Linked DNA regions of Homo sapiens: region 2 is linked to region 1. A link is an interaction called in ENCODE POLR2A ChIA-PET data of the cell type or tissue named here. Cell type or tissue: CD4-positive, alpha-beta T cell. All regions are shown on one strand. Links, peaks and the distances in the headings refer to the core of each region. The heading gives the core; the rest is flanking DNA.

Region 1 (2,914 bases), core at 226-2,725:
ATCTGGTTCTGTCATTTATTAGCTTTGTGACCTCGGTAAACTAAGTTACATAATCTTCCTGAGCTTCAGTTTATTTATTTTCCTTATGGGATGATTGGGGAGATTGAATTAACAGAGGTGAGATATGTAGAAAAATGTACCCAGTGCCTGACACAGGAAACTTCAATATGAGGGCTTCTTTTCTTTCCCAACTGTTTTGCCAGCACTTTGGAAAGGAATAGATGCCACTAGGAGGCAGCAATGGCACACAAAGAACTAATTATCATGTGCACGTGCATGCGCAGACACACACACACACACACACACACACTCACATGCATACGCATGGGCACATACACAAAGCACACACACTCAAACCACATACACAAATCCACATGCATGCCACACATACCACATATATACTCACACTCACACAAAAGCAACAAATATTTGCACAGCAACCACATACACACCCACACACAGGCATACTGGCACACACATGCACACAGCTCAAGTTGTTTTCTTTCCTTTTCTTTCTTTCTTTTATCTTTTTAATCTTTTATTGAGAGATTAAAGCAGGGAATGATCCTCAGGTTAATAGATAGGAAATGTCACTGAGGAATAGTACTTATTATTAAGTTTGGGGCACAGGAAAGAGATCCTATATATTGAAAGATTGGTCCATGTATTAGAAACGAGAGAATTATGTTATAAACTTCTTGCAGAAATATAGCATAAGAGATACGTGAAAACATTGATTCCTTTGCATTTAGAACGCCGTCCTGCCATAAACCAAGAGAAAAAAGACGGTCATTGAGAAGCACCTTCAGGGACCAACTTGTCTTGGAAGAAGACCTCCCTAGCCATGTGCATTTATAGAGTGTATAGTTATATAGTTATATGCATTTGTAGAGTTACAGTTATATAGTATAGAGTTCATTTAGTCTATGATTGCTAGGTGAGTAATATTACTTTGGGAAGATTCAGTTCAACTGTGCAAAAATAGAGGATGGGCGGGGCGCAGTGGCTCACGCCTGTAATCTCAGCACTTTGGGAGGCCGAGGCGGGCGGATCGTGAGGTCAGGAGATCAAGACCATCCTGGCTAACACGGTGAAACCCCGTCTCTACTAAAAATACAAAAAATTAGCTGGGCGTGGTGGCGGGCACCTGTAGTCCCAGCTACTCGGGAGGCTGAGGCAGGAGAATGGCGTGAACCCGGGAGGCGGAGCTTGCAGTGAGCCGAGATTGCGCCACTGCATTCCAGCCTGGGAGACAGAGCGAGACTCCATCTCAAAAAAAAAAAAAAAAAAGGAGGATGATAACCAGCTCCTTATGGTTGTGGTTCTTTCTTCACTAGGCTACCTGTGGCGGTTAGTACTTCCTGTACCATCTCCAGTAGGGGGAGATCACCGCAAACTATGGCTAGGGAGGGTACGGCACAACTGTGATGACAGGCAACCTGGTGATCAAAGCATTTAAGAAGAAAAACACTTGAAAAAGGGAATCTACTTATGGCACAAAATAGACCACATAATCACTAAATAGAGGGGCTGCAATTGGGCAGTTTCTACCGATGGACTCCTCAAATCCAAATTGCCTCTTCCAATTACAAAAATAGCAGATTTTTATTTCTGTGAAAATACGATTAAATGAGAGGAATCAGGACTATCGTCTAAGCTCTAAAGTCTGCTCTGATTATTTTTCAGTGATCCAAACCTATCCAGCCCCCTAAAATGCCTTCCAGTGAACAAAATGGCACAAAACACAACCTTCAACAAACTTGCCATATCCCAGGAGCTTCTTTGTAGAATAGGCTGGGGAAGGGAGGAGTGTTGGAAAAGTGCTAAGGGTTTAAAACAGAAGTGCTGAGGTGTCAAAGTTAGGCATGCTGACTATCTGGTGCTATCAAAATGCAGACCTAATTATTGTGTATATGAGTAGTGCATGTGTACATAAATATGTGTATGTATTTCCTAGCTCTGTCTGTTGAAGAAGACCTAGAAGCAGTGATGCCTCTGTATCAATGAGCACTACACCCAGACACAATGCAGACCTTGATTTCTTTTTTTTTTTTTAAGACGGAGTCTCACTCTGTCACCCAGGTTGGAGTGCAGTGGTGAAATCTCGGCTCACTGCAAGCTCCGCCTCCCGGTTCACATCATTCTTCTGCCTCGGCCTCCAGAGTAGCTGGGACTACAGGCGCCCGCCACCGCGCCCGCCACCATGCCCGGCTAATTTTTTGTATTTTTAGTAGAGACGGGGTTTCATCGTGTTAGCTAAGATGGTCTCGATCTTCTGACCTCGTGATCTACCCACCTCAGCCTCCCAAAGTGCTAGGATTACAAGCGTGAGCCACCACGCCCGGCCCAGACCTTCATTTCTAAACACCGTTATCTTCAGTTCATTGGGGAAATGGCTGAGGTTTAGAAAGCTGAGGTTTACAAATTATGACAAGCTTGGAGTATTGTGTTTTAACCAAAAGCATGGTGGTGCACACCTGTTGTCCCAGCTACTGGGGAGGCTGAGGCAGGAGAATTGCTTGAAGCCAGGAGGCAGAGGCTGCAGTGAACCGAGATCGTGCCACTGCACTCCAGCCTGGCTACAGAGTGAGACTCCGCCTCAAAAAAAAAAAAAAAAAAAAGAAGTGGTGGAGCAAGATGGCCACATAGAGACCTCCAGTGATCATCCCCCTCACAGGAACACCAAATAGAACAACCATCCATGCAAAAAAGCACCGTCATAACCAAAAATCCCTGTACCTGGCTTTAAAATTATATCAAGGAAAGGGGCATTGAAGAGGCTGGGAAAGACAATCTCGAGTTGTCGACACCACCCCTCGCTCTTCCCCATCAGTGGCCATGTGGTGCAGAGGGAGAATCTGTGTGCTTGGGGGAGGGAGTGTGAACTGTTTGTTGGACTTTGCATTGGAATTCA
Region 2 (2,914 bases), core at 282-2,781, 79 kb after region 1:
ACTTTGGGAGGCTGAGGCGGGCACATCACAAGATCAGGAGATCGAGACGATCCTGGCTAACATGGTGAAACCCGTCTCTACTAAAAATACAAAAAAAATTAGCCGGGCGTGGTGGCGGGCGCCTGTAGTCCCAGCTACTTGGGAGTCTGAGGCAGGAGAATGGCTTGAACCCGGGAGGCGGAGCTTGCAGTGAGCCGAGATCGCACCACTGCACTCCAGCCTGGGCGACAGAGCGAGACTCCGATCTCAAAAAAAAAAAAAAAAAAAAAAAAAAAGAGATGATCACAGGCTGAGCATGTATTGCTTTGCAAGGGGTTTCTTGGTCCCATACTTATGGGTCTACTTGAGACTTTATTTTATGGAGGATCTCCTGTTTTTCTGAGGCTGGTTTAGAAAATACAAGCATTGCCAAGAAGGAGGGCCTGATAAATGTAAAGTGGCTGCAAAGCTGGCTAGGAAGTCCTGTCTCAATAAAAGAGTAGGACATTCCAGCATAACTAGAAACCAGAGTTACCATATAGTTTTCTAGCCTGTAGCTTAGGGGTAAAGTGTTTTGATTTGGGGGTGCCATTGACACCCATGACAGTGCAGCTTTTGGAGAATAAGGGCCCAGAGTGGCAGTTCAGGACAGAGTGGCCACTGAGTCAATTAAGAAATTAATATTTGCCGGGCACAGTGGCTCACACCTGTAATCCCAGCACTTTGGGAAGCTGAGGCGGATGAATTGCTTGAGCCCAGGAGTTCAAGACCAGCCTGGGCAGCATGGTGAAACTCTGTCTCTACAAAAAAAAAAAAAAAAAAAAAAATACAAAAAACTAGCTAGGCATGATCAGGGCTGCCCATAGTCCCAGTTACTCGGAAGGCTGAGGTGGGAGGATTACTTGAGCCCAGAAGGTCAAGGCTGCAGTGAGCCCTGATCACGCCACTGCTCTCCAGCTTGGGTGACAGAGTGAGAACTTGTCTCAAAAAGAAAAGAAAAAGAAATTAATATTCTTGGCTGGGCGCGGTGGCTCACGCCTGTAAAGAAAAAATTTAATTTTCTTTTTTTTTAGGCAGAGTCTCACTCTGTCACCCAGGCTGGAGTGCAGTGGCTCGATCTCGGCCCATTGCAACCTCCACCTCTCGGGTTCTCCTGCCTCAGCCTCCCGAGTAGCTGGGATTACAGGAGCCCGCCACCACGCCCGGCTAATTTTTGGTATTTTTAGTAGAGATGGGGTTTTGCCATTTTGGCCAGGCTGGTCTCGAACTCCTGACCTCGTGATCCACCCGGCTCGGCCTCCCAAAGTGCTGGGATTACAGGCGTGAGCCACCACGCCTGGCCAAAAATTAATATTCTTACCAGCCACGTGAAGAATCACTGAGGCTCCTCAGTTGTGATGACCATGCCTTTTGTGGGAGCCACCAGGAACCTTGGTCTAGTTACAGCCATGATGGCATCGGGCATTCTCCTTTCCCTTTGGAGCTGAAGGTAATCCCTTTTCCAATGGCCCTCCTGCTTGCAGGACAGGGTCTAGGTGGGGTCCCCTGACTGGGACAGTCTTCACTCCAATGTCCTGGCTTCCCACACTTGAAGCAGCAACCATTGCCTGCAGGTTTGCTGTTAGGCCTGTTTGGTCCATGGGCGAAGCATCCCCCCGGGTGACCCTGAGGTTACAGGGCGCTGCTTACAGCAACTGCTGTCATTGGAGCATGCTGTCTGTTCTGTTGTTTGCCACGCTGGGTCCTTTCAGCCTCTCCAGCCCCGTCCCTATTACTAAATACCCCAAAAGCCACATCAAGCATTTGATTAATAGGCATTTGGGGTCCTCAAGCCAATTTCTGTAATTTTATTCTGATGTCAGGTGCTGACTGGTTAATAAAGTGTGTCCCTAGTAAAATCTGTCCAGCATCAGCATTGGGGGTCAATGTTAGTATATTTTGTTAGGGCTTCCACAAGGCACCCCGACACAAATCTGGGTTGTCATCCTTTCCTTGAGTTATTCCCCTTATTTTATTATAGTTCACAGGCTTAGCAGTACATTTTTTATTTCCTTTTTTTTTTTTCCTTTTTTTGAGATGGGGTCTGGTTCTGTTGCCCAGACTGGAGTGCATTGGCACGATCTTAACCAACTACAACCCCCACCTCCTAGGCCCAAGCCATCCTCCCACCTCAGCCTCCTAAGTACCTGGGACTACAGGCACATGCCAGCATGCCTGGCTGATTTTTGTATTTTCTGTAGAAATGGGGTTTCGCTGTGTTGCTCAGGCTGGTCTCAAATTCCTGAGATGAAGCAATCCACCTACCTCTGCCTCCCAAAGTGCTGAGATTATAGGCGTGAGCCACCATGCCCAGCCTGGTACATTTTTTTATTCCCTCCACTAAACAAGTCACCATATGATTTATTTTTCTTACATCAGCCTGGCTCTGTTGATCGTTCCAATTAGGGTCATTGTAAGGCATAGATGTGGTCCCCACAGTGTATTGCTCATGGTCCTCAGCTGATGAAATGCCAAGTGCAAGAGCTCAGCCCTTACAATTGGTCACCTCCATGGCCATGACAGAAGACAGGCATTCCTAGACCCTTGGCTGACTGCCTTGGCATGTAGGCATCCCTGGAGCCCTAGTGTTGTCCAGGGATCCATGGCCCCTGAGGCTTTGAAAACGGGGAGGCTTTCAAAGAGAAGCCGGACCAGCTGTAGGTTTCATTTGAAAGTCACAAGCCTGCTGATATCCATCTGAACGTTTATCACCAAGTACCACTTGGAAGTAGAGATGATTCAGCACAGCCAATAAACAGGGACCTTGAAGGGACCCATTAAGAATCAGAGGCCTGGATTTGGCATTCCAGAGGGCAGTATCTAGGAGGCCTATCTTACTGTGTCCAAAATGTTCACTAAACCTTTGTGTGAAGTAAGAAGAAGCAGCGTGGGGAGA

The links. Peaks named below come from ENCODE experiments on the same cell type or tissue, not always from the same donor. Only the 100,000 strongest peaks of a DNase experiment are listed, where the experiment ranks them.
Region 2: POLR2A ChIA-PET joins it to region 1 with 5 read pairs; 2 of 35 experiments call an interaction of 5 or more read pairs at or near these places.

What each region holds. Positions count from the first base shown.
Region 1 is chr17:66,200,577-66,203,490 of GRCh38, forward strand. No RefSeq gene overlaps it. Among named protein-coding and RNA genes, the nearest start is that of CEP112, 9.9 kb to the left of the region's middle. In CD4-positive, alpha-beta T cell, for the core only: a CTCF peak has its summit at 1,377 (motif pointing right); DNase peaks (open chromatin) are centred at 265 and 1,405.
Region 2 is chr17:66,279,382-66,282,295 of GRCh38, forward strand. No RefSeq gene overlaps it. Among named protein-coding and RNA genes, the nearest start is that of PRKCA, 22 kb to the right of the region's middle. In CD4-positive, alpha-beta T cell, for the core only: no CTCF peak of the experiment used is centred there; no DNase peak of the experiment used is centred there.